2 separate regions of the Homo sapiens genome follow, and region 1 is linked to region 2. The links are chromatin contacts, found by Hi-C or POLR2A ChIA-PET in ENCODE. All regions are on one chromosome and are shown on one strand. Each heading gives the region's core, a stretch centred on a gene start or an enhancer-like site at or near the end of the contact. The rest is flanking DNA. Distances are from core to core; before and after follow the strand shown. Region 1 has its middle 120 kb from the start of LINC02181. Region 2 has its middle 69 kb from the start of LINC02181.

The links. A loop is a pair of places that touch in the nucleus more often than their neighbours do. ChIA-PET counts read pairs that join two places held with the same protein, here RNA polymerase II (POLR2A). Pooled maps may share reads with other maps.
Region 1: a map of ascending aorta shows a loop between it and region 2 (6-fold over the local background). The contact joins two enhancer-like sites. A Hi-C loop is called at or near these places in 6 of 168 maps with a recorded cell type or tissue (aorta, ascending aorta, endothelial cell of hepatic sinusoid and 3 more) and 5 of 50 pooled maps. POLR2A ChIA-PET finds 5 or more read pairs at or near these places in 2 of 52 experiments (GM12878 and H1).

The regions. Positions count from the first base shown.
Region 1 is chr16:87,176,760-87,181,706 of GRCh38, forward strand. No RefSeq gene overlaps it. Among named protein-coding and RNA genes, the nearest start is that of LINC02181, 120 kb to the left of the region's middle. Within about 2 kb of position 2,417, at least 5 of the 41 ENCODE cell types and tissues checked have a DNase peak (open chromatin) inside an H3K27ac peak, as active enhancers do; they include ascending aorta, where a contact is called at or near this core.
Region 2 is chr16:87,124,014-87,129,699 of GRCh38, forward strand. No RefSeq gene overlaps it. Among named protein-coding and RNA genes, the nearest start is that of LINC02181, 69 kb to the left of the region's middle. Within about 2 kb of position 3,463, at least 6 of the 41 ENCODE cell types and tissues checked have a DNase peak (open chromatin) inside an H3K27ac peak, as active enhancers do; they include ascending aorta, where a contact is called at or near this core.

The DNA.
Region 1 (4,947 bases), core at 1,167-3,666, 52 kb after region 2:
AGCCTGCCGTGAGCTGAGCGCCCCCAAAGACCACCATGACCTCATCAGAACAGGAGAACCCAAAGCCAGTGAAGACAGACATTCAGAGGACTCCCACCAGCCAGCTTGGGTGCACTGTCAGACACCAGGCTGCTGGCAGCCGAGGCAGGCCTGGGCTTCAGGTTTCCCCACCGCCTCCCCCAATGGAGGGGGTGACACCTGGCACTTTCATGGCAAGACCGGGCACCACAGCACGAGGCACAGCCACCCCAGCCTAGAGAAGACCAGGCTCCTGGGGGCCTGCAAGTCCTGTAGGGTCTGCTCTGCCACCCACCCCAGCCTTCACCTTCCATGTTTCCCTGCTCACTCTGGTCCTGCTCCAGGATCACGCCAAGCTCTGCTCACCACGGGGCCCTTGTCCCTGTCATCTCTCTGCCTGCTGCCCCCCACTGACTTCTTTGGCCAATCCTACCACCGTGACCACCTGCTCAGGAAAGTCCTGCCTCACCTGCAGGCCGGGTCAGCCACGCTCACAGATCTGAGCTGGGTCAGGGAAGGTCCCTGCGGGACGGTGTCCAATGTCTGCCCACTGGACAGAAAGCCCTCGAGGGTAAAGAACAGGCCTGCCCTGCTCACGGCAGTGCCGTCAGCTTAGGGGGCTAAGCAGCCTGGCCCAGATCTGACCATTAAGAGCCACACTCTGAGCTACAAAACTACGTTGCCAAGTGAGGAAATCGGGGATGAAACAACCCATCTCCATCGGACCTTACTCTCCACGGTCCTCAGTGGTCCCCTCTGGGCAGAGAGAGGACGAGGCTCCACTTCACACTGGGCCCGCCTGCGTTTTCCCACAAGGAGCAGAGATGGCGTGTGCAGAGTGAAGACGGATTATGAATGAAGGAAGGAACTGCGCACAGATCCTCCCCCCATGACTGCGGCGGCCCTCGAGGCCCCTTAGGGGTTCAAGGCCCCCATGTGGGGAACACCCAGTTAGATGCCCTCAAAGACCCCCGCCCCTCCAACAGCTGGCGACCTTTCACCCGGCTGACCAGAGGGAAGACCACCAGGGAAGTGGAGGATTGCCAGCGAGGGTCAGGCCCCAGGGGGGCAATGGCATTTCCAGGAGGGGGATTCTGGGGGGTCTCGGGCAGGAAGGGAGGGAGAGGCGGGCAGGAAGGGCTGGGAGGCTGGACAGAGGAGAGCGAGGGGACGAGGGGCACAGGGGCGCAGCTATTGGGGGTTGCAGGGAGGAGGCTGGGTCGGAAGGGGCCGTCCATGCAGCTCTAAAGTCCCCGAAGCTTTCTTCTGTCTCCCCTGTCCTTTATTTGAAGCAAGAAACAAGGGGAGGGAGAAGGCAAGAAAAGAAAAGAAAGAAACGAAGATGACAGAGATAGGGAAGGGAACAGAAAGATGCAGGCACAGGACAGGGACAGAGACAGAGAGGCAGAGGCAGAAGCAGAGGCGAAAGCACACAGAGGCTGAGAGGATCCTGTCAGAGCTAGGAGGAGCCATAGGGCCATCTGCCCATAGAGCCGCCGAGGCCGTCACAGAAACCTTCAGACGGGCCCTAAACGCAGAGACCCTGGAAACGTTCAGAGTAAGCACCGGTCGGTCAGTCGGGGTCAGAGTTATCAGGAACAGCACAACCAAACCAGGCACAGAGAGCCCCTCCACTCTCCCTCTCTCCCCATCCCTCTCCCACTTTCCCTCTGTAGCTCTCTCCCTCTCCCTCCTCTCTTCCTCTCTCTCCCCGCTCCCTCTCTCTCCCTCTCTCCCTTTCTCCCTCCTCTCTCTGCCTCCCTCTCTCCCTTTCTCCCTCCTCTCTCTGCCTCCCTCTCTCCCTTTCTCCCTCCTTCTCTCTCTGCCTCCCTCTCTCTCCCCGTCTCTCTGTCCCTCTCTCTCTCCCTCCATCTCTCTCTCCCCCCTTCCCTCTCTCCCTCCTTCCCTGTCTCTCTCCCTCCTTCCCTCTCTCTCTCCCTCCTTCCCTCTCTCTCTCCCTCTCCCTCTCACTCTCCGTCTCTCTCCTTCCATGTCTCTCCCTCTCCCTCTCTCTCTCCCTCTTCCTCTTTCTTCTCTTATGAATCTCTCTTTTTCTACCTCTCTCCGCTCTCCCTTTCTCTCCCCTCCTCTCTTTCTCCCTCTTTATCTCTCCCTTTGTCTCCCCTTCTCTCTCTCCCCATCTCTCCCCCCTCTCCCTCTCTCTCTCCCTCTGTCTCTGTGTGTCTCTCCCTTTCCGTCCCTCTCCCTCTTCCTCCCCACCCCCACCCCCCTTCCCCCCATTGGTCTCCTGGGTGAGGAGGGGGGCTGATGGAATGCTGTTTCAGGCCAGAGGGTTCCGAGGGCGGAAGGAGGGCACCCACAGCAGGTTCGATGGCAGAGGCCTCTACTCGTTAGGCCTCCCTGGGCCTCACAGCACAGCCCCAATTACGGTTTCGTGTGTCATGCTATTTTGATTCATGTTTCCTGTCTGGAAAACAGACTGGAGTGTTGGGCCCTGGGCCAGGACAGGGGCCGGGAGGGCAGGGGCAGGAACCTGCCCGGTCACTGACCAGAGCCCACTGCAGGAAACGGGAACTTTCCAGGGAGGCAGAACTACAGTCCCTGCCCCACCCCCACAAACAGCCTGAATGCACACAGGGAGGGGGACACTGCTGACCTCTGGCTTGGAGCTGAGTTCAAATCCTGCCTTGCTCAGCCACCCCTTCCAGCCGTGCAGCCTCAGCCCCTCATCCTCCCTGCTGGCCTTGCTGGTCTCATCTGTAAATGGGAAGGCACAGCATTGCCGTGGGTGCACGTGCAAAGTCCCTAAGGAAGCCTGGCACATGCGTGGTTTGTTTTGTTGTCACCCGTATTCCAGTTGTCACTTTAGGGCAGGCGTGAGGCTGGAAAGCGGGAGGAGGAGGCACGGCAGGTGCACAGAGTGTCGGCTCAGTGACCACTGTTCTCGTCTGTAAATGGCTTTGCACCAACACCTACGTCATGGAGTCCTCGGGCAGTCAATGGGTCCATCCATGTGCAGGGCTCAGAAGAGCGCCTGGCACAGAACAGGTGCCACCAATGTGAGCTCCTGCCATCATCGCCACAGCCCTCACTTCCATCACCATCGGAGGCCTGTGAAGCTCTGTGTGGGCCCCCACGGAGTTTCCAGAGCCTCCAGGGCGGACATCACATGCCTGCCATGGGCACCTGCAGCAAGGGGCCACGGAGGTCTCCCCAGCAACACGAGTCCTTTCTCAGAGAGTCCCCAAGATGGTGGCACAACAGCGGGAAGACAGCCCCACCCCTCCCTTCCCAAAGAAGCCAAGATCATCCAAGCCAGGATAAGCCCTCGGAGAACATGGGTGGGGGCCACAGCCATCTTCCTCTGATCAGTAACAGACAAGCCCCGAGCTCCTTCACATGCCAGACAGATTCAGGGGGCAAAGACAGGCAGCCCCTGCCCCCAAGGGCTCACCATCTACCTGAGGGTGCTGTGCCAACAGCACAAGGTCATACCGGGTGTATTACTCATGGCCAAGGAATGGGACAAAGGCTGCACCCCCGCAACACAGAGACCAGGAGGAAGGCAAATGCACTGGGGGTTGTGCCCACAGCTGGGAAGCAGGACAGTAAATCAGCGCTGGCAATAATTTGAAGAAGAATCACATGTGTGTTGTTAAGTGAAGCAACCAAGGTGCAAGATTGTAGATATAGACACACATATATGGACATGCACACGTGTGTACATGCGCATACATAAACATGCATGTACGTGCACATATAGTACACACTTGTGTACATATTCATATACATGCACCCATATATACAAACATGCATGTAAACGTGCTTGTGTGTGCATGCACACATACCTGAGCACACATACATGCGCACATATGCATATATACATACAGTACACCCATATATGCATACAGACAGACATATACATATGCACACATACATGCACACACAGATGCAGACACCTACATACACAGACACATATATGTGTACTCATATATGTAATCACAGATACACAGATACATAGGGTGTAAGAAAGGGAAGAAAAGAATCTGCTTGTATGAAACAGCCAAGTGTCTATCAACAGATGAATGGATAAACAAAATACGGCAGATTCAGACCACACAATATTATTTACCATAACTAGGAAGGAAGGAGGCCGGGTGTGGTGGCTCACACCTGTAATCCCAGCACTTTGGGAGACCGAGGTGGGCGCATCACCCGAGGCCGGGAGTTTGAGACCAGCCTGGCCAACATGGTGAAACCTCTTCTCTACTAAAAACACAAAATTACCCGGGTGTGGTGGCTACTTGGGAGGCTGAGGCAGGAGAATTGCTTAAACCACGGAGGTGGAGGTTGCAGTGAGCTGAGATGGCACCACTGCACTCCAGCTTGGGCGACAAGAGAGAAACTCCATCTCAGAATAAAAAAAAAAAAAAGGAAGGAAGGGCTGACACACATTACAACCTGGAGGAGCCCTGAAAACACGACGCAGAGTGGAAGAGCCAGTCACAAAGGCCATGCAGTGCAGCTTCCGTTCCTATGGAATATCCATCAAAGGCAAATCGGTAGAGAGAGGAGGCAGCTTGGTGTTTGCAGGGGGCCGGGGATTCACTGTCAATGGGCAGGGGGATGTTACTTGGTCAGGGGTAAGGATGCTCTCAAGCTGACTTGGGGGGCGGCTGCACCACTTGGTAAAATTAGTAAAAATCTTTGAGTTGCACACCTCAAATGAGTGAACTTTTTTTTTTTTTGAGACGGAGTCTCGCTCTGTCGCCCAGGCTGGAGTGCAGTGGCGCGATCTCGGCTCACTGCGACCTCCGCCTCCCGGGTTCAAGCGATTCTCCTGCCTCAGCTTCCCGAGTAGCTGGGATTACAGGCACCCGCCACCACGCCCGGCTAATTTTTGTATTTTTATTAGAGACGGGGTTTCACCATGCTGGCCAGGCTGGTCTCGAACTCCCGACCTCAGGC
Region 2 (5,686 bases), core at 2,213-4,712:
GCTAGTCAGCACATGGGGCAAAACCCATTGAAAGCCAATTAAATCACGCCCCAAACCAAGCCCTGGGACCTTCCCAGCAAGCCAGAGCAGCTGGTTCTCACTATCACGTGGGGATAGACCGTTCCTTCCTCACATAAGCACAAGCAGTGGCCAGAAAAGGCGCAAGAAAAATGCACCTCTCCAGGGGTGAGACTCTCACCTCCTTGAGAAAGATGCTCACTAGGCGGGCTGAGCTCACCAGGACCCACTGAGAGAGCAGCAGCTTCTCACATGCACACCACACACTCACGCAACACACAACACATACACGACACACACATGCAACACACCACATACACAACACACACACCACAAACCCAGCACACATCACATACACAACACACACGCACACAACACACCACATACACAACACACACTCACACACACCACATACACAACACACACTCACACACACCACATACACAACACACACACCACACAAACAGCACACACCACATACACAACACACACGTGCAACACACATCACATACACAACACATACACACAACACGCGCAACACACAACACACGCACACATGCAGTGCACACATAACACACACAACACACTCGTGCATGCAACATACATGCCACACACACCACATACACAACACACACACCACACAAACAGCACACACCACATACACAACACACACGTGCAACACACATCACATACACAACACATACACACAACACGCGCAACACACAACACACACACATGCAGCGCACACATAACACACACAACACATGCATGAAACATATACACATGCCACACACACCACATACACAACACACACACAAGGAACTCATGCAACACACACCACATATACAACACACATTCACATACGCAACACACATGCCACACACACACGCAGCACATACTCTCACATGCAACATACATACCACACACACCACATACACAACACACGCACGCAGCACACACACTCATATAACACAGACCACATACACAACACTCACACATGCAGCACACACGCATGCAATGCACACACCACAATGACACACACCACACACACAAGCACACCACACACATCACATACACATGCAACACACACACATATATGCACAGCACACACAACATGCCACACATACATACCACACACTCGCACACATGACACAATACACACAACACACTGCATATACAACACACATTCACACACAGAACACACACTCCACACAGTCACATACACAACACGCACACCGCACTCACCCCCATGCCACCCATGCAGTGCTGAGCGTGTGCAGTTGAATTTGCGGATGCTGAGGTCCCATGCATCTGAGTGGCATCAGTAAGCGCAGCCCGTGGTCAGCAAAGCCTCCCGTGCTGAGGCGAGGCAAGCCATGGCTGTGTGCACCACGCGGCGGCTACAGAAACTTTCGTGAGTCTCACTGCCCCGTGTGGCCCGGGATCCCACAGGGCTGCTAATGACATACAACATAAGCACTGATTTAACGTTCTAAAAGCTAACAGATTCTGAATTCTGAAACGGATCTGGCCTCCAGGGTCTCCGATAAGGTATTCAGGTAAGGTGCCTGTGGGACAGAGTGTCCCAATTTCGGACAATTGAAAACACTAAGGCCAGCTAACAAACCATCAAGGCCGAGCTGTGGTTTCACGTGCTTATCTCACCATTCCCCACGCACCCCGAGGCCGGCAAGCCGTGCAGTGGAGAAGCCGTGCAGCCTCCGGCCGTGCCCTGCTGGCTGCCTGCTTAGGGTCAGCAGGGCGATGGCCTTGCAGGGGCCAAATGCACCTCCAGCCTTGGCACGGTCGTGTTCCCCAGTGCCAGCGTGCCCTCCCTCGCTGCAGCCGGCATCAGGCTCTGCATTAAACACCAGATTAGAGCTGTTTGTCACAGGATTTACAGGGATTTTCCCCCATGGCGAGAGATCCTGCCTTTCCCCAGGACATAGAATACAGCTGTCAGGGGCTCCCTCCAGCCATATGGGCACAGCTGGGGCTTAGGTGGGGTTCAGAGAGGATGGGAGCAGGGAAGGCTCGAAACCTCGTCGGAATAAGGCAGCTGCCCCTCTGCCGAGGAGGAGGAGCCAGGCCCCCCATCCAGACATATCTCCTGCACTTTGAAACCCTGGAGAACCTGGCCACTTTGCCGCTGAAGCGCTGTGCCCTGGGCAGACATTACCAAGAGCTCAGAGCGCAGGTCTCCATCACATGCATCTGGTTTGAATCCCAGCCCTGCTCCCGACTCTGGGGCTTGGAACCAGGCATGAAAACTTTTTGAGCCTCAGTTTTCTTGTCTATGAGGTGGGATGTTGACAATTGGATGCATGTCCTGGAACTGTTTTGATGCTGAGACACATATAACAAACTCAGTCACCAAAAGACTTTGCATAAGAAAGCTCGTAGCACCTTTATCCAGAGCACCCAGAAAATGAAAACAGTCCACATGTGCATCAACCGGTAGGGGCACAGTGACCTGGACACGTTCACAGAATGGAATTCTGCCCAGCAAAGGAAAAGAGCAAGCCCCTGCCATCCCCCAGCCATACAGAGGGACCACCCAGACGTCGCAAGTGAAAGAAGCCCACACGAAATGGATCATGCTGTTAAGAGTCCGTGGATATAAAGCTGAGGATGAAAGTTAGCTGCAAGAGGCCACTGGCTGAGAGGGAGGAGCAGGGAGCCCAAGGGCACTGGGAGTGGGCTGTGTTGCCACCTGGGCATGGTCATGCCAGGACACGTGGGATAACTCACTGAGCCACACTTAACGTGAGTGCTGAGCTACTCCTCAAGAAAAAAGAAAGTCCTGGCAGGTAGTGAGGACTCAGAAGATGGGAGCTTCTAACTTGCCTGCCCCTGGTCCTTGTAGGTGGCCCTCTGCGCCGGCCTGTCAGTCTTTAACCAGCAAACAAACAAGCGCCTGTGAAGGCCCTAGTGATTTTATGCCCCTGGGGATTTGTCGCTTTTCTCTTAAGTTGGGATTTTTCTGTTTGATTCCGTTGTGCCTCTCTGGTTTCGTTATTTTTTTCTTTTGGGAGAAAAAGCAAAGTTGGGGAGTGGGAGGGCAGTGCAGAGAGGAGAGCGGGAGAATTGGGCTGGGGCCAAAGTAACCAGCTGCTTTCCAAGACAAGCCTGTCAGCCTCGCTCCCTGGAATTTCCTCTGCGTGTGCTCGTGGGCTCAATTTTTCCATAAAGTCCCACGTTCCGGCAGGGGACCCAGCAGCCTCCCCAAAGGCCGCTCCGTCGTGGTCAAGGACTGGCTAAGTGGCTGCCTCCCGTTGCAAGACCCCCGGAAGAACCTGGAAATGGTCCTCAGACATGGTGGACTGCGGCTTTAATTTGTACTGGGAATGGGTAGATCCCAGCTCAGCTCAGAGTGAGGCCTGGAACCTTCCCTCCCTTCAGGCCAAAACGCCTCCCCATGGATTCTTTAAACACCACCGTGTTTATCTAGAAGGCCGGCAGGCAGAGGCTCTGCTGAGGCTGACGTTTTGAGTGAACTTGCTTCTCACCTCCCAAGCAGGGGGCTCTCTCTCCCTTCTCCAGAGGTGGGCTTGGCAGGGGGAAGGCGAGAGCCTGGGGGGACCCTGGACTTGCTGCACGGGCGGCCCCAGCCCCAGCTCACTGGCCATCCGGGGAGGGGCACAGCCATCAGGACACGGCCAGCTGGGGCTGGGCTCACTAGGATGCGGGTGGAAGCCCTGGGCCTCCTCTGCTTCAGCCTGGCCGTGCAGCCCAGCCTTGAAACATCCTGTCACAGCATGCTGTAAGCAGGGCATCCAGACCCTTTCTTGCCACTCCATTAGTGCTGAGCCTGGTGATCGTAGTCAGACCTCCAGACCACCAGGTCAGGCCAGGTCCCCACCCCATCACACCTGCATCCCCACCACTGGGCAGCTGCGAGGGCTCCACCTGGCCAGCTGAGCGTTGACGGCTGAATCCTAATGTTACCAACAGGAGACCAGGTGATGTGTGCCTCCTTCACCCAAATGGAAGCTCCCCACAGCACTCCCAGCCTCTGCTTCTCAAGGGCTCCTGGAAACCCCTTCCTTCCTGTTCTGGGGCTTCAGGGCAGGAGGCTGCACAGACTAACTCTCACCGCTCAACTCTGGGTGCGTTGCCGTCATTGGACCATGTGAGACCCTTGCCCGGGGAGGCTTCACAAAGGCCCCTCTCTCCCTGGCCCTGCTCCCAGCCCTGACGGGCAGTATCTTATCCTGCCTCACAAGTTTCCACAGATGTAAAGGTGTTCTTGTGCTATGTTGTGCATATGGATTGCTTAAAACATCTTATTGAGGATAATATTCATACCGAAAAGTACTGGACTCAAAGAGTTGTCACCAACGGAACACAGCCAGAAAATCAGCACCTGGATTGGAAGACCAAGTCTACCCAGCTTCTGAGAACCCCACTGGGGCCCCTTCCACACCCTGCTTCACCAAACAAAGAGGGCTTTTTATTTATCATTTCTTGCCCTGTTTTCCCACTAAGCATCTTGTGGGTCCTGCTGGGGGGCTCTGTGCATATCAGACCTGTAGTTTCCAATTTGGGTGAAGATGCATCTTGTTCCATAACTTGCCTCCCTGGCCCTTCCCCATTCACCACTCCCCCAAGGGGTCACACACACAGCACTCCCACACCGCACCACATCCTCACCCGTGTCCCCTTACGAACATGGGGAGGACGTCTTAAAATGTATACAGGGAAAGGGTGCACCTATAGTTCCAGGTACTTGGGAAACTGAGGCAGGAGGACCACTTGAGCCTGGGAGTTCGAGGCTCTACATCACTATGATCTCGCCTGTGAATAGCCACTGCACACCAGCCTGGGAAACAAAGCGGGATCCCATCTGTTTAAAAATATATATGTAAATGTGCACAGGGAGCAAAATTGCTGCTGGGTATATTAACTTCCCATTGGTGCTGCAACAAATTATCACTGACTTAGTGGCTTAAAACAACACAAATTTAGTACCACCCCATTTATTCTGAAGGTCAGAATTCCAAAATGACATTTCTTGCTGGGCAAAAATCAGGGAGTCAGCAGGGCTGGCTCCTTCCAGAGGCCCCAGGAGAGAAGCTGTCCTCTTGCCTTCTGTAGCTCCTGGAGGCCGCCCACATGTCTTGGCTTGTGGCCCCATCATTCCAACCTCTGTTTCTATTCTCCCCTCTCCTTTCATGCAAAGTCTCCTGCCCGGTTCTCATAAGGACCCTTGTGATGACACTGGGACCACCCTGATGATCCAGGATACTCTTCCCAACTCAAACTCCTTAACTTAATCACATCTGCAAAGCACCTTCTGCCACGTGGAGTAACATGTTCATAGATTCTGGGCATTAGTGGGTGTCTTTGGGGTAGAGCTGGGAACACTATAGTGCCAACCACATTAGCTGTGCATTGGCCTCATCAGAACCAGCTTGAGATTCAAAAGGTTTGCTCCAGTTCATGCTCCAGCCAGCAGAGCATCAAAGTTCCTATTTCCCCACGTCTCCACTTCCTTCCATTCAGCCAAAGTGCCTTCCCTCCACATCCAAGACCAGGGCCTCCTCCTTCCTGATTCTGACTTGGAGGACAATTCCCTGCGAGACAAAGGGCCCTCCAAAGACACATCTCTTAAAACATGATAAAACAGAACATCCGGTGCTGGTGCAGCTGTGATGAAAACGGCAGC